4 separate regions of the Homo sapiens genome follow, and all the other regions are linked to region 3. A link is a contact called in ENCODE Hi-C data. All regions are on one chromosome and are shown on one strand. The core of a region is the stretch at or near the end of the contact, and the rest is flanking DNA. Distances in the headings are between cores, read along the strand shown.

Region 1 (4,188 bases), core at 324-2,823, 6.9 Mb after region 3:
GCATACCAAAGAACTGCTTAAACCTTTTTTCCTTTCTAAGCGGAGCTCAAAATAGATTTTAATACTACAGCTGATGGATCTCACAATTTGCCTTTTGAGCCTATAAGCTGAAAACAGAATCATCTGCTGTCTCCCTTTACACAAGTAACAAAATCTCTCTATTCTGTATATCGCTTATTTAAGATACTGTGCAAGTGTGGTTTTAGTTAATCTTAACAACCCCCGCAATGACATTTAATTGGGAGTATGTATCTTATTCAGCTGCTTGTGAAAGGAAGAGCTCTTTGTGTTTTTAACTACTTGTTTTATAGATATATGAGAAACCCTCCTTTCCTAACTTTTTAACACACAAGGAGATGACTCCTAAGACAAGGTCATCTCTGCCACGACCAAAGACTAAGCTGCTCATTGAGGAAAGATGCTATTTTAGAGAGGGTTAAAACGTTAACCTTCCTGAGTCCCTGCCTGAAAGAATAATATCATGGCCCCAATGGAGTGGGTACCGCAGGCCTCCTGGCTAGAAGGTTCTTTAGCCCCATATTCTCACGGCTTTCTGCTCCTCTTGGTTCAGCTCACAAAGCAAATGTCTCCTCCTTTGACAGGCCTTCCCTGATCCCCTTCTCTAAGACAGCCGGCCTTCTATGCAGTCACCCTGTACCCCGTTAGGAAGTCGTTCTCTTCACAGCACCTGTCACTATCTGAAATTATTTGCTTTTGTGTTTGATTGCCCTATTCGACTCTAGGCCCCACTAAGGCTAGGATCTTGCCTGTCCTGATTAGCAAACACCACCTCCAATGCCTAAGCGGTGCCTAGCACAGAATAAGCTTGCCAACTCCTATCCAATAAATGAATGAACAGAAAGGGGAAAGGGGACTGTCATCTCTGGGACTCGACGCACACTGAGACTAGGGGAAAGGAAATGTGAAGGAGGGACGGGGGGAGTAACCTTTTCCCCCAGGGAGACAAAGGAAGAGAGTCTGAGGTGGTCCACTCCAGAAAAGGAAATAGTGGGGGTGCTAAATCACCCCAGGGGACAAAGAGTGGACAGGCAGGGGGCGGGGTCGGGGTGCGAGGGATTCGCGTTGAGAGCACAGACCGGCGGTCCCCCGGCTTGAGAGATCACCCGAGCTGGAGAACAGAAGGGAGGTGGGGGATCGAAGGGGGCTCCGACGCTGCGGCGAGAAACACGCCCGCCCCGGGGACAAAGGGTGGGGGGACGCAGTGCGTCGCTGTCCCATCGAATCCTCAAGCAGTAGGAGCGAGGCAGAGGGCAAGACCCAGAGGGAGTCTGGGGCCTGGAGGTCTGAGGGGATGTTCAAGCGGCCTAAGCGAAGGGCCCGCCACGCTCCGGGGCGCTCCCGCACCTGGTAAATGGCCGCCCAGCTCCCGGACTTGTCGATCTGCTCGAACTCCTTTTCCATCTCCATGACGGGCCAGGGCGGCTGCTGCGCCTCCTTCTCGGCCCACTGCGCCGTCTGCCGCTCTAGGCCGCGTCGCGCTCTTAGCCCCGAGGCCCGCTGCAATCCCCGACCCCTGCAGCTACCGCCGCCCTAGCCGCTGCTGCTTCTTCATGTCAACCGGCAGCCGGAACTACGCATCACGCCTGCCAGGGGCTCCGCCCCTGAAGCAGAAGGACCAATCAGCGATCGAGAATTTCGACAAGCACTTCCGCGGGGAGGAGCCGGGGGCGGTGCTAGGGGAAGTGGCCCCAGCACCGCGAGATATCTAATAGCGCGCGTTCCCTCCTCCGCTTTGGGGCTCTGGGCTCGGGCGCGGCGCGCGCCTGTTGCCTAGGCGACCCCGGGAGCCCCGCCCACGGCGCGTGGGCTCTCCAGGCCCGGGAGGGCATTGAGTTCCAGCCCCGACCCGGCCCGTTGAGTCACAGAGTGAGTGGCCTTAAAGTAGTCATGCACCTCCTTTCCTGCAGGGCCTGGGCCCCAGCCTCAGTAATCCAAGCTGGAGTATGGGAGGAGGGCACCGTGCTCTATTTCCTGCCTCCCAGCTCTGGCCAGATGTCTGCCCTTTTTTCATGAAACTCAGGAGTATCATGTTTCACTACGCTGCTGGGGAAGCCCACTGCTCTCTAAGGGTAGTGTCCCTGTCTGAAACGCAGAATTTCCACTTGGGTGCTGCAGGAATGAATGGATGGGGATGGAATGATTTTCAGTGTTTCCCGAAGTATCAAGGAACTCCTGCTCAGACTGAACTAAGCAGAGCACAAATTCCATGGTGCATTATGTTAAATAAAAATCATAGGAGCCCAGGCGCGGTGGCTTACATCTGTAATCCCAGCACTTTGGGAGGCAGAGGCAGGCGGATGTCTTGAGGCCAGGAGTTCCAGACCAGCCTGGGTAACAGAATCAGACCTCGTCACTACTAAAAGTTAAAAAATTAGCCGGTGTGGTGGGGCCCAGCTGCTGGGGAGGCTGAGGCAGGAAGATCACCTGAGCCCAGGAGGTGGAAGCTGCAGTGAGCTGTTTTGGCGCCACTGCACTCCACCTTGGGTGGCAGAGAGAGACCCTGTCTTGAAAAAAAAGGGCTGGGTGTGGTGGCTCACACCTGTAATCCCAGCACTTTGGGAGACCGACGCAGGTGGATCACCTGAGGTCAAGAGTCCGAGACCAGCCTGACCAACATGGTGAAACTCGGTTTCTGCTAAAAAAAAAAAAAAAAAAAAAAATTAGCCGGGCGTGGTGGCGCATGCCTGTAATCCCAGCTACTTGGGAGGCTGAGGCAGGAGAATCGCTTGAACCCTGGAGGCAGAGGTTGCAGTGAGCCAAGATAGCTCCACTGCACTCCAGCCTGGGCAACAAGAGCGAAACAAACAAACAAAAAAAGTTCTGGCATTAGGGTCTCAACAGACTAGACTAAAAATCAAAATGGAGTCACTCATGCTAAAGTTCTACATCATCAGACTGATAACCTTTCACAAAATCAGAAGAGAGATACACACCCTGATTTCCCAAGCAGACCGTTTTAATCAACATAATGAAGTTCCCTTTGCTTTAATCCTTACAACAAAAAGTAACCTGAAGTAACCCGATGCGACCAATCAGTTATTTCTCTCTTGTTCTGTTTCCCTGTTCCTGCCTTACAAGGAAAGTAACTTTGAAATGACCAATCTGCTTTTTGTTCTTTGTTTCTGCTTTTTTCAGCCCTTTTCTGTCTATAAAACCAACCTCCTCTGCTCAGCTCATTGGGACACTTGTGCTATTTTGAGGAATGAAGTCTTGCCCGATTCTAGAATCATGAATGAAGCCAATTAAGATGTTTAAGTTTGTTGTAATTTTGTCTTTTGACATTTACGGTCACCTGGGAAGTGTGTTGAATAATGCAGGTTCCTGGACCCATCGCCAAATGATTCAGATATCTTTGGTCTAGGGATGAGACCCGGAATCTGCATTTTCACCAACAACTCCAGCTGATTCTCGTACCTATGATCCTTAAAGCACCCATGAGCAGGTTGGTCAGGTTGCCTTCCTGCAGGCTCCAGTTTAAACCATCCCCCTCTGGGCCTGGCATGTCATGTGGACGTTGTGAATTCCAGGAGGTTTGAAAACCTGGAAGAGAGAATTGTCTTCATTCCGTGTTGCCCAGAGACACTGCCTGGTATTATCAGCTGAACTCCAGCTCATTCCTTGAGTGCTTGTGGCAGGCACTATGCCTGGAATTCTAAGTACACATTCCCATTCAATCTCCACAACAACCCTTCAATACAGGTGCTATTATTCCCATTTTATAAACGAGAAAACTGACTGGCTGTGGTGGCTCACGCCTGTAATCCCACCACTTTGGGAGGCCGTGGTGGGTGCATCACTTGAGGTCAGGAATTCGAGACCAGCCTGACAAGCATGGTGAAACCTCAACTCTACTAAAAATACAAAAATTAGCAGGGTGTGGTGGTGCATGCCTGTAATCCCAGCTACTCGGCAGGCTGAGGCACAAGAATCACTTCAACCTGGGAGGCAGAGGCTGCAGTGAGCTGAGATTGCACCACTGCACTCCAGCCTGGGCAACAGAGCAAGATCCTGTCTCAAAAAAAAAAAAAAAAATTAGCCGGCTGTGGTGGCGTGCACCTGTAGTCCCAGGTACTCAGGAGGCTGAGATGGGAGAATCACTTGAGCCTGGGAGATTGAGGCTGCAGTGAGCCATGATCATGTCACTGCACTCCAGCCTGGACGATAGAG
Region 2 (4,024 bases), core at 894-3,393, 6.7 Mb after region 3:
CCCACAAATCCAAACTAAACTTATAACAAAAATGCCATAAGAAGGTTCAACCACTGGGCATGGAACCTCTACTGCCACCATACCGCTAAAGGAAAAGTTCTGCTATGTATTTTGGGTCATCTTAACGCTATAGCTCAAGCAAGTCACTTCAATTTGCTATGCTGTGCACAGAGGACACATGGACATGCACATTCCTTAAATTGCTGTAACTACACGTCTTTTCTTACTAATTCTGAAACTAGTGCCAATCCTCATGTAAGTGCCAAGCCGTTTTTGTTTTTGTTTTGTTTTGTTTTTTGAGATGGAGTTTTGCTCTTGTTGCCCAGGCTGGAGTGCAATGGTGCAAACTTGGCTCACTGCAACCTCCACCTCCCGGATTCAAGCGATTCTCCTGCCTCAGCCTCTCAAGTAGCTGGGATTACAGGCATGTGCCACCACGGCCGGCTAAAAATTTTTTGTATTTTTAGTAGAGATGGGGTTTCATCATGTTGGCCAGGCTGGTCTGGCACTCCTGACCTCAGGTGATCCACCCGCCTCGGCCTCCCAAAGTGCTGGGGTTACAGGCGTGAGCCACCGCGCCCAGACTCAAATCACATTTTTTAATGATGTTACAAACGAATGTCGATTTTCTCGATGTGATTCTCAGTTACAGAAACTTACAGAACTTTGCTTATCAACCCTAGACAATAAAACTATTCTACCTAGAGGCTCTAGGAAGCTTTCCTTACTCCACTGTACCTCACTCAAATCACTCCTTGATTTTACATACTCCTTAGTAGTCTTACCATCTATGATGCTCCATTACTTTTTTTTTTTGAAATTGATATACTTTCAATTTTCTCCTTTTCTGTGTTTTGGCCTTCTCAATTCTATTTTAAATGTTCTCAGGGCCCAGCCAGTGTCCTGTTTTGTATTCTGCAATGTCTAGAAGTTATTAAAAAGGCATGAAGGCTTTGCAAAAAAACAGCTTGAGGAAGTCATAACCTTTCTAAGCCTCAGTCTTCTCAGAGAATTGGGCTAGATTATCTAAGCTCCTTTTAACTCTTCAACTCAAGAAACGCTTGCTGAAAGTGTTCCCTTGGCTGCCGATCACCTTCAAATTCCAGCTCAAAACCCCCTTTGGAAGGCATTCCCTAACTAATCCCTCCCTACAGACTACCCTGCTCACTGAGCCTTGAGATTTAGAAATTCAGTGAATACCGAAGTAATTATCAGCAGATTGGCATACCGTTGGTCAAGGGGAAAAGCACTTGATGTGAGTAGGTAGCAGGATGGAATGAAAAGAGCATCTAGAGTCAAACTGTAAAGTGCTACTCCAACGTAAGGTGATAGTACTAATTTTACAGATTAAATGCATACCAAAGTTAGTGCTAGAAAGAGCGCCAGCAGGAAGCAAAGCGAACTTTTAAAGGGCTGTTTAGTTCACTGGGCTCTCTCCTTCGCCACTCGATGCGCCCCTTAACCACAGAAAGTGGGAACAACGGGGTGGTCCAGGGCCCTTTACTCACAGCCCAGCAGGCAGGATTCTCCTACACCTTTTGAGCAGCCTCGCATTTCACTCAGTGTGCGCCATCCTTGGATATACCTTGGCCCCTACTCCCGTCCGTGAACACGGGAATGAGATTTACGGAATGAGATTAAATGCTGGACTAGGTCTTCTTCCTGCCCGGGCCAGGGGCGGACACTAGCGCCCCCTGACCCCCGCCACCCCCTCCTCGGCAAGTTTATTACCCACAGTCTCCCGACCGCACCGTCCAGACCCCGGGGCAGCTCAGCCCGTCGCCTCCCCCGGCGCTCCGAGCCTGGCCCGGCCTCTCCCAGGCCCCGGCCCCCCAGGCCCGCCGCTCCGCCCAGCCCGGGCCCCGCGCACCTTGCTCTTCACCTCCATAGTGCCCAGGCAGCCGCTGCCCGCCCCGTGCCGGTGGCTGCGGTTCATGCTGAACGCCGAGCCCCGCGACGGCCTCCTCCGGCCGGGCGGCCCCTCAGGAGCGCGGGGAGCGAGTGCGCGACTGGGGATCTCGGAAAGCGGTTGCGGCCCGGGCGCCTCCTCACAGGCACCTGCAGAGGGGGCGGCCGCAGCTCCGGCGTCCGCGCTGAGCTCCACTCCACCAGCTGCTCACACGGCGGGACCGAGGGTCGGACTGGTGGCGCGGCAGGCGGGGAAGCAGCTCCCTCCCTCCGGGCCCCGGCGGCGACGGCGACAGCGCTGGAGGAGAGGAGGGGGCGGAGCGGAGGCCACAAGCGCCGCAACCTCTCCCTCTGCCGCCTCCCCCGCGAGCCCGCGCGCGCGCACCCGAGCGGACCACAGCCGCGGCGCGTGCGCGCGCTCACCTGCAGCCCCCGAAGATGCCGCAATCCCTCGCGTTCCGCCCACACCCAATAGAAAGCGCGCACCTGCGCCCGCGGCGCCAACCAATCGATACACGCCTCGCGCGGTGCGTGGGCGGGCTGCCTCCTCAAAACCCCGCCTACCACCGCACGATTGGTCCTGCGCTACGAGGGAGGGGCGGGATCACCTGAAGCCATGGCCCTCCGCCCCGCTTCAGGCCGGAGAGCCAGAAGGCGCATGCGCGGGTGCTGGAGTTTCCGCCCCGGGAAGGCACGCGGGGAGGCCGGCCGGAAGCGCGAGCGCACCTGAAGAAGGGCTCGGCTGGGTGGGCCTTTTGCGCACGCGCGAGCGCGCGCCTGGTTGCCCGGCTCCGCCGGGGCTCGCGCCGCTTAGCGCGCGCCAGTCACACGCACGGTCCAGGGGATTGGATGCGCCGCCCGTCCGGTTGCCGAGGCGCTGCGGGGCTATTCGGTTCCAGCCGGGCCCCCTTCCCGCTTCCACTTTGGGATGCTGCAGCCCCCAACGACGCCCCTCCACCGCCCCTTATCGTTGCTTAGGCGTCCCGCTGCAACTCTTGGTTGCAAAATTCAAGTTTTCCCGCCTCTGCAGCGGTTGCTGGGGGAGAAGCTTAGGGCTCTCTTGGCTTCATTTTGTCCGAAGAGACTCTGCACGCCTTAAGTCCGTCAGGTCGAGAGGGAAGGAAAGTGGGCTGAGGCGCGGGAAGGCTCCTTGCAGGCCCAGCCTCCCTGAGGATTTCTAGTCCAGTCTTTCAGGGCTTTTTTTTTTTTTCTTTAAAAGTCTTCCTTTTCCCTCCTCCCGCCATTCCTTGGCCATTCGCTGTTTCTACAAATGACAGCCTCTAGGTTGTGTTCGTTTCCCGGAGTGACCAAGCTGTGTCCCAGAGCAACAAAACGCTGAATCCTCCTCTCTGAACGTCCCAGAGCCCGGCCTCTCTTCACACAGACCCTGTGGGTCATGGGGAGGAGAGGAGAAGACTGAAGCTTTTGGCTGGAGGAGATTCCCAGGTCCCAAGGTCTCCCTGTGGGACCCGGGAATCCAAGAGCTGTTGAAACCTGCAAGCCAGGAAGGGGGCAGGGGAATGGAGGTGGAGGGGAAGGTCCAACCTGAGATTTGGCAAGAAGAGTGGTTAGGGTACCTTCCTCCCCTCATCTCCCTGCCCACCTCGGAGGCCTCCTAACACTTGTACCCCTGTTGCCCAGCACTTGTTACAAGTTACAGGTTTCCCATTTTTGTGTGCATCTGAGTTTTGTGAGTAATCTGCCACCAGCCTAGAATGAAAGCTCCCGAAGGCGCAGGGACGGCTTGTGCTTTGCTGGCATTGAGTGGCACAGAACCCGACTCCCAGCGGGTACTCAGATGGGTCTTTGCTGGGTGCTGCCACTGAGGGTGTCCCTTCTGCAGGCTCTTTGCCCCACTTGGGTTCAAAGGCGAGAAGCTCATTTTTTTCCCTCTGGAGGATTCAGGTAACCAGACGTTTTGTGGGAGGATTTAAGGTTTTTCTGGCCACCTGTGGCAGCACAGGTGGAAAGGACACCAATCCAAGCTGTATAATAAATAAGCAAGCTGCCTCCACCCCCTGTTTGAAAGCACATAGGAGGTGACTCAAGTTCAGCCGGAAATAAAGTGCATGTCAGGGCCTGTAACTCCCCTGTTTGGACTAGCACAGCAGTTCCC
Region 3 (4,097 bases), core at 1,527-4,026:
ATTCAGAAAGTTCATGAAGTGCCAATGCCCTGAAAGGGGTGGTGGTCTCTGAGCTGCCTTCCCCTCCAACTCCAACCCCATCAATATGCCACGGCGCTAGGGCAGACAGCTTCCATCCATCATGGGGGTGGGGAGGCAGGCCGCAAGGCAGGACTCTTTGTATCCCTTAAGTGTGTGTGTCCCTCCCCAAGCAGCTGCCAGGACTTACTAGATGTTTTAAAAAAGGGCAGGGAGGTGGGAGGCGTTTTAGGATGGAGAAGAGTGGGCTGCGCTGCTTGTAAATGAGTCAGACTAGAAGCCCATAGGCCAGGCCACTCAGGCAGGTGGCCTCCACCCCAAACACATCGTATCTACAGCAACGTTCACAAACATCAGACCTTGGTAGCAATGACCTACTGCCACCACCTGCCCCAGCACTAGAACAGGTGAGAGGAGTGCCTGGGGAAGAACTCAGCCTGCCAGTCCCTAAGAGTCATCAGCAAACACTTCAAGAGGGCGTTACCTGCACCAGGCCCACCCTAGGCCCTCCATTCAGAGAACTCAGATGTGCTGTGACCACTCCCATTTTACGGGTGAGGAAACTGAGGCCACACACCTAGCGAAGGGAGCTGGGGTGTGTACCAAGGCAGGCAGGCTCCAAGGCTCACCATCCCCTAGGTGGTATGGCCTCTGCCAGGGATGGAGAAGTGCAATCTGCCTTCTCTTCACTCCCTTGGCTTAAACGCAATCAAATGTCTGAAAACTGTCATTTCCCCAGCCTTCCAGACCCAGGAAGCCCAAGGCCCTCTCCACTTCATCTCCACGGACTACCCACCCCAAGCCAGCCATGTCCACTCACCCGTAAGTCCGCTGGATCAAGGTGGGGTGCAGCTGCTGCACCCCAATGGCAAAGCCTAAAACGAGAGAACAATCAGGGACTTGGCCTTGCTGCACGAGCCACGTCTCAAGGGCTGCACACAGGGTGGCAGAATCCCACAAGCCACACACCTCTAGTCAAAAGGGATCATCCGCTTCCTCTCCCCTCCCAGGCCTCCCCCTTGTGAACCCCAAGGCACACCGCTGAAGTGTGGCAGTGAGTGACGCAGGTGTCAGCAGCCACTGGTGTCGGCACTCCCAACCTCCAGGCCCCATGGCCACTTCCTCCCTCCTGCGAGGACAGCTGGCAACTGGGGTGCAGTACCCTCCCTGCCCCCCGCCCCCTTCTTTGGGCCACACGCTGTGAGAAGGGGTCTAGATCCTCGAGGGGGGGATGGCTGCCCTGTGCCGGCTCTGCAGGCACATGATAGCCGACTGCCACTGCTGGGGCGAGGAGGGGGGGCCTCTTTCCACCCGACAGATACCGACACCCAATATAGAAACCGAGAAGAGCCAGGCAGGAAAACACAAGCTCTCACCCGTCTGGAGGCTCCGCGGCTTGGCGCCCAGATATGCCAGGTTCACGTTGGCCTTGCGGCCGTCGATGATGGGGTTCGGGTCTTTGCAAGCCCTCTCAGCTGCCGCCCGGTCGGCCATGGTCACCTGGTGGAGCAGAGACACATCAGGGGCTGCCGTGGGGGGAACCAGGGGCGAAAGGGGCAGACGGCTCCGCCCTGGCACCGGATGCTGCCACCCCTCTCTTCCCTTCCTCTGAGGGTGCCTGTGACCCAGGGTCCTTGAGCCAAAGCTCCTCTGAACCCTACCTGGGGCTCTCCCACAAAGATGCCTCCTGGATTCCAGCTCCTCCCGTCAAAGTTCAAGGCCTGGGAAATGTGGCCTTCAAGGACAAAAATAATCCCCTGCGGGGATAGGGCAAAAATGAACCCCGAAGGGAGCTTGGGGGGCCGCCTGGACTTGCCCACCAGTGAGGGCCGAGACTTTCCTCTGAGAAGGAGTTTGCGACGCTATGCTTGGAAGGTAAGCAGGAAAGTGTCTTCAAGACGTTTTTACTTAAGCTGATGTTTATTTGGGGCGGCTGAGAGGGCTGTTAAAAATATGGGGGAGGCCGAAGAGCTCCTAACACCCCGGGGTGGAGCCATTGCTCCTCACCCCCCGCTGCTCCAGGAAATCCCGAGTGCCCTCTGGCTCCAAAACCTCCCCACCAACTTAGGAGTCCTAATTGAACACAGCGGCTCTTCCTTTTAAACCGGGGGTGGGGGTGGGGGTGGGGGTGGGGGTGGGGGCCGGGGCCTGGGGTGGTGGGGGCGGGACCGGCAGGAGCGCGCCCGGGAGAGGCGGCAGGTGCGGGCGCCGGCTGGAGGCGCCTGGGGCGGGGGCGGCAGCGGGCCGTCTGGGCGTGTGCCCCGGAGTGGACTCGGCGCCCGGGCCGCGATAAGGTGTGCGGCGGGGTGCGGGCCCGGGCGCGGGGGCCACTTACGAAGCCGTAGCCGCGGGACTTGCCCGTCTGGCGGTCGGTGATGACCACGGCCTCCTCGATGTCGCCGAAGCCCTCGAAGTACTTCCTGAGCGAGGCGTCGGTAGTGTGGTACGGCAGGCCGCCCACGAAGATCTTGGTGAACGTGGTGTCCTTCTGCGAGCCGTGCATGGCGCCGGGGGCGGCCAGGGGCCGCGGGAAGCCCGCGCTCGGGGCGCACGGCGCGGGCTGCAGCAGCATGGGGGGCGCCCCGCCGCCTACGGACCCGGGCCGCGCGGGGCTGCGCTCATGGGGGGCGGCGGGGAGCGCGCGGGGCAGCGAGGGGCGCCCGTCCAGCCGCCAGGCCCGACCACTCCGGCGCCCGTCCCGCCGTGCGCGCCGACGTGCGCCGCGCTGCGCTCCCGACCGGCGCTGCGGGGACTCTGCGCCCCGGCACCGCCCCCGGGCTTTGTAGCCTGCCGCCCCCGCCAGCTCAGCCCCGCCCCCAGCCGGCCCCGCCCCGCCCCGGGCGCGCGGGGACCGCCGGGAAGCGTAGTTCTAACCCCGCCCAGCCGCACCCGGGCGCGCGGCGATTGGGGGGAGGGGGGAGGGGAGCGCACGCGGGCTGAGGGCGGATCCGGGCCTGGGGGCGCTGGGCGCGCCTTTCTCTCCTGGCTGCCCCCGCGGGCCCGGCCGGTTGCAGGCACTAAGCACAACCCTGAACTAGGGAGGCCAGGCCCCTTCCCTCGTGGAGCGCACCGTCTGGTGAATTAAACGTAAAAAACGTAAAAAAACGTAAACGGTTTTTAGCATCTTGTTAATTGAGTCGGTATTTAACCCAGGGCGACTTAGGGAAGAGCCACGTGCCATATTAAAAAAGGGAAATGATTTCTGTTTTATATGTAAGATTAGTTCATCCGACCGATATTTACTCTGGGCGCGAGGCTGCAGCGGAGCACAGATCATATTCCCTGGCCCCACGGAGCGTCCAGGACTGAGAATTCGGCTAGTAAACATACAGCATACGACCCCGGAGGGAGCTACACCACGGTGCCGCGATAGAAGCGGGTCCCGGGCGGTCTCAGAGGCCCCGCGGGAGATGAGGTGGGCAGAGGAAGCAGGTGTGGGCTCTTTCCAGCTCCACCCCGTTCTGGGCTGGTGTCAGGGACCCTTGGGGCGAGTAAGAGCAGACCCGGGTCCCTCATCCGGCCCCCAGCCATAGAAAGGCGGCGCATAGTGGGGCTCTGTGAGCTTCACACCAGGCAGGGCCAGCCACAGAATTTTCGGGGCCCAGTGCAAAATGCAAACGCGGGGCCCCTTATTCAAAAGCTAGGAATTTCAAGTTGGCAGCGGTTGAGCATGAAACTCAGCCCCGGGCTTTCCTGAGCGAAGGGAAGGGCCGTGTGACTGCACAGACCCCGGGATCCCGGACCTGCGGGTCACACCCTCCACCTCTGAAGCCGGGACTAGGGGCCTCAAGCCCGCCTCATCTCCAGCCCCCGCGGTTGGGACCTATGCAGCTGGGAAACAGCAGCTCTAATTGGGGTCACTCCCGGCCCCAGCCCTGCGGCCTCCTCTCAGCACAGGGCGACGCAGGTGGGGTCTGTGGGGACTGGGAGTGGCACTCCGTGGGCTGTGGGGGACCGCAAGGCCGGCGAGGAGTTCCCCTCGTTTCCTCCAGCACCGAGGAGTTCTCCGCGTTTCCTCCAGCCCTCTGCCCTGGCTGCCGGCGGGGAGGAGTCTGCCCGCCCCCTCCCCCACTCCACGG
Region 4 (4,140 bases), core at 251-2,750, 6.0 Mb after region 3:
CTTAGACCAGTGCCTGATTCCCATTGGTTCCACCACGGAGATGCACGCAGGGTTTCCCTTAAATTCCATCCCATTCAAACGTGCATGCCTGTGAGCTCAGAAGTCTGGGAAGCTAGTTGTATATTTGTCAAGGAGACAGATTCTTGGGTCTGTACTTTTGTCTGTAATGGCTATTTGTTGACACCTTGTGTTTTTATGAAAATTATCACCATTGATTAAGCTCATCAGTGAACCACTTCTAATTTACATCTTAAATTATCACCTAGTCCATAGGATCAGTGGGATGACTCACCAGTTTATGCCTGGGGTAAAAATGCAAGGCCACTGTATAGGTCTTAGGCTGTAACCTTGTATTAGGTTGGCGCAAAAGTAATTGTGGTTTTTGAGGTACCCCTGTGTCTTTGGGAGGATTTGTAGATGACACTTAGGGACCATGTAGTAAGTCTAAATACTGCCTTTTCTCTTGACGTCCGCATCTCCATATTACTGACAACTGACCAGCACATTCACGTGGATCAATGGACTTACCTCCCATTTAAATATGTAGGGAAACAGAATGGTATCCTTGGTTATTGGAATGGCCTCTTTTAGACTGGTCTTTGTCTCTTTCTCTTCCATCTTCTTTAGGGGACCATATTGTGGGCTTAATAAACACATGCCAATGAGCCAGCTATAGCATCTCATTTATTTTTATTTTTTTGAGACAGTCTTGCTCTGTTGCCTAGGTTGGGGTACAGTGGCACCATCTCAGCTCACTGCAACCTCCGCCTCCCAGGTAGCTGAGGTTACAGGCACCTGCCGTCACACCCAGCTAATTTTTGTATTTTTAGTAGAGACGGGGTTTCACCATATTGGCCGGGCTGGTCTTAAACTCCTGACCTCAAGTGATCCACCCACTTCGGCCTCCCAACGTTCTGGGATTACAGGCATGAGCCACTGTGCCTGGCCTATAGCATCTCATTTAATCCTCAGTGACTTTGCCAAGGAAGTGTTCTCATCCCCATCTCGTGGCTGGGGAGACTGAGGCAGAGGCACTGTTGAAGTGCTTATGTTCCAACAGCTTCTGATGTGAGTCTACATTTTAACAGAGGCCCCAGGGCAGCCAGAAGATCTTTCAAATTGGGGAAACCCTAGCCCAGGACTAGTACCCATAGAGCTGGGGCCACATCTGGTCTCTACCCAATGCTAGGAGGCTGTTCCTGGACAAGTCGCCCCATCTTTCTCTGCCTTACTAACTTGACCTGAGAAATGGAACTCTCACCACCACCCCCGGAGATGTCTGTGAGGATGAAGGAAGGCAGAGCGAGTAGCCACCTGCGGAGGAGGGTGTTTGGCGGTGGCCTGGTCCCGAGTTGATTTCGGGCCTCAGTTGAATGAAGACAGGCCCTGCCTCTGTCTTCCACAAAGAAGCTGACAAAGAGTGAAACTCTATGACTAAACAGGAAGCTGCACCTCCGAATGCTGCAGACGGAGCCATCATGTGATGCTTTCTATTTCTCTGAGAAGGTGACAGAACAGGGCTTGGTTTCTCGAGTCCCCTGAGATAGCGCCATTGTGCCCCCCCACCCCCCATATTAACACTGGGCACCATGTGGTTTGGTGTTTGAAGGTTTGGAGAGAGAACTCGTGTTCTGGGTGGATGGTCTGAAGAACCTGGTCCCTGGGGTTCCAACTAGATTCGAACGACTCCTCCAAGGGTGTGACTTCAGACCTGTGCCTGATGCCTGAGATCCACTGAAGTGCTCCTTAAATGAGTAGATATGGATAAAGTGACAACGTGTTGGTCATTACAGAACTTTAGAGCTGTCAGCTGAGCAAAACAGGGAGTGGCGTGCTCTAACATCAGTTCCAACAGGATCACCTTGCTGTAGGGCCGGGGTGGCAGTGGAGGTTGTTGGTTTCTGGCTACCTGGGGTAAATCCAGAAGCATGTATGGGTGGGTGGGATGTGGGCTGTGAACAAGGAGTCAGGGAACACACAGGTTGGCCTGAACAACTGGAAAGAGAGAATGTGTGTTTCCCATCATGGGAACAGGTGAGACACGGGGAGGAGGGGTGAGGATCCAGAGATTGGTTTTGGCCCTGTGAAGTTTGGGCAGGTAGATATTGCAATCTGAAATTCAGGAGTGATGGTCTGGGTTAAAAACATTAATGTGGCCATCGTCAGGATAGAGGTGGTATTTTAAGGCCCTGAGTGAATTATCCGACAGTACTGTCTGCTCTTGGACTTGGAAGAAGTCAGTTTCAAGTGGAGACTGGGCAGTTTAGTGTGGGAGCTGCCTTAGGGCCACATCCACCTGGAAATGTTTGCTTTGGGAGATGGCCTGAGATGCATGGTCAGAAAAGGAGGAGAGATGAAGTGCTTCTTTTGCCCCAGGGCAGCAGTAGCCAACCCCAACTAGCCAATTCCTGTTGGAGCCCAACATTGGGAAATCCAGGCCTCTAACTGCATAAGCGCTGAAAGGATCTCATTTATTGAGCATTCTGTCTCCCTTGAAGATGAGATTTCAGGGAGCTTATGCCTCTATTTGAAAAAGCATCCTAGTTTACTTGACATTTCTAATAACGCTGCATTATTCCCTGTAAGAAATTGGACTCAGAAAACATTTCTAAATCAGGCATTTGGAATGGACTTGGGTATTCCAATTCGGCCAAAGGGGATTGGGAAGACAGGTGTTTTGAAAGCCACAGGCATTGTACACATGTAGAGAGGAGTATTATTTACAATAGACTCCCCAGGTCTCATTCAAGTGCCTTCGTTGTTCTGATAGGGCAGGAGCTTTTTTTTCCATTGTTGACAAAAAACAGGAAGAAAATGTGCAGTTTTATGAATTTCCCTGACCACTGAGGTGATATCACTAGTAAGAAGGAAACTGGGGCCCAGTTTAGTATCTGTAGATGCCTGAAGGAAGATAACAGTTGAGTAGATCTTTAATGAAATTCTGATTTTCCTTTGACTGCAGCAGAAACCAGCTTAATTTTCTCTTTGTAGTTGGCCATGATTTGAAACCCCATCACATACCCACAGCAGCCCTTTTGTCCACCCTGAACACGCTCCCCTGATCCCACACCCCACATAATGTAATGCACTTTGCACAGAGTCCCTCATCTCCATGATTATTACCCTAGTGTTGGGTTAATTCTGGCACAAATGCTAAGATGTTGCAGAATTCTGGCTTAAACTAGAGCCAAAGGGTTAAGTTCCCTCCTGGGCTTGGATGATATCGGCATGAGTTGGAAGCGTAAGAGAGATCAAAGGTGATTTTTTTTTTTCTTCTCAAAAATGATTTTGCAAATCTTTTTCAGAGCTGATAGACACACACCTTAGCTGGATACAAAACATATTATGAAACAGAATGACTGTGATCTTTGATCCGAGAAATCAAAGTTAAAGGTAATCGATATCTTCTGCTTCTCCTTTTGTTTTCCAGCTGTGTGTTTCCTTAACTTGAATTTTTTTTTTTTTAAGTAAAGTATAAGAAAACTTGACAGGCTGAAGGCCCTCTCTTCTCATTCTCCTGCTCTTAAGGGCTAGACCCCTCCACTCCTGAAGTGGACACTCCTGGGGACCTCCCTGAGAATCTCAGGGTTGGGCGGGAGAAGGGGGGATGAGGCCCCATTAACTTGCATGCTCCCCGATTCCAGGGCTGGCCTGCGTGGAAAAATGCAGCAACGTCTTTGGAGCCTGCTCCTTTTTGGTTTTGCACACTTTGTTGTGGGTGTCCAGTTAAATGAGGCTCTCCATCCGTGGTGGGTGTCCGGCACTGGGGAACAGCAGAGTGGGCAGGGAGGTCCGAAAACCTACCTAAGAAGCCACTGAGGAAGCCCCGCCCTGTGCTTAGGTCATTTCCAATCCTGATTCCCTCCACTCAAGGTTTCAGCTCCTCCCGGGGGGCTTCCTTGTTGTGGCTTTTGAAGTCGCAGGATTCTGCTACTTGGTTTCTGGATTTGAAATCAGCCCCTTGGAACTGAGTTTCCCAGGGTGCTCGGCTGAGCCCCTCACCCAGCAGATCCACCTCGATGGGCCTCCACAGAGGAGCCTGGCCGCTAAGAAGACCTTATCGTGCAGGTTTCAGGAGGCCCTGGGGTGTGAAGTCCAGATGAGACATTGAGGAAGGAAGGTTGCATTACCTCTCTGTGC

What was found. A loop is a pair of places that touch in the nucleus more often than their neighbours do. Pooled maps may share reads with other maps.
Region 1: a loop to region 3 is called in a pooled map, with 13 times the contacts of the local background. The contact joins the promoter of PTPN1 here to the promoter of RBM38 in region 3. A Hi-C loop is called at or near these places in 2 of 37 single-sample maps with no recorded cell type and 7 of 50 pooled maps.
Region 2: a loop to region 3 is called in a pooled map, with 8 times the contacts of the local background. The contact joins the promoter of PARD6B here to the promoter of RBM38 in region 3. A Hi-C loop is called at or near these places in 6 of 50 pooled maps.
Region 4: a pooled map shows a loop between it and region 3 (10-fold over the local background). The contact joins the enhancer-like site here to the promoter of RBM38 in region 3. A Hi-C loop is called at or near these places in 2 of 37 single-sample maps with no recorded cell type and 6 of 50 pooled maps.

The regions. Positions count from the first base shown.
Region 1 is chr20:50,507,768-50,511,955 of GRCh38, reverse strand. PTPN1 (protein tyrosine phosphatase non-receptor type 1) reads right to left here and starts at 1,573. Exons shown (of 10, transcript NM_002827.4): 1 at 1,366-1,573. The coding sequence starts at 1,428. RefSeq lists enhancers at 1,500-1,599, 1,812-2,399 and a silencer at 1,710-1,939.
Region 2 is chr20:50,729,699-50,733,722 of GRCh38, reverse strand. PARD6B (par-6 family cell polarity regulator beta) reads right to left here and starts at 2,143. Exons shown (of 3, transcript NM_032521.3): 1 at 1,871-2,143. The coding sequence starts at 1,936. RefSeq lists silencers at 1,701-2,490, 2,591-2,800 and enhancers at 2,991-3,040, 3,993-4,024.
Region 3 is chr20:57,390,075-57,394,171 of GRCh38, reverse strand. It overlaps RBM38 (RNA binding motif protein 38), which reads right to left and starts at 2,776. Exons shown (of 4, transcript NM_017495.6): 1 at 2,354-2,776; 2 at 1,395-1,518; 3 at 839-893. The coding sequence starts at 2,590. It overlaps RBM38-AS1 (RBM38 antisense RNA 1), which reads left to right and starts at 1,116. Exons shown (of 2, transcript NR_149006.1): 1 at 1,116-1,893. RefSeq lists enhancers at 1,114-1,303, 2,058-2,557, 2,558-3,059 and silencers at 2,154-2,343, 2,694-3,093.
Region 4 is chr20:51,397,896-51,402,035 of GRCh38, reverse strand. It overlaps NFATC2 (nuclear factor of activated T cells 2), which reads left to right. Exons shown (of 11, transcript NM_012340.5): 10 at 3,306-3,393. The coding sequence ends at 3,349. Among named protein-coding and RNA genes, the nearest start is that of MIR3194, 53 kb to the left of the region's middle. RefSeq lists an enhancer at 1,121-1,590. Within about 2 kb of position 1,500, at least 8 of the 41 ENCODE cell types and tissues checked have a DNase peak (open chromatin) inside an H3K27ac peak, as active enhancers do.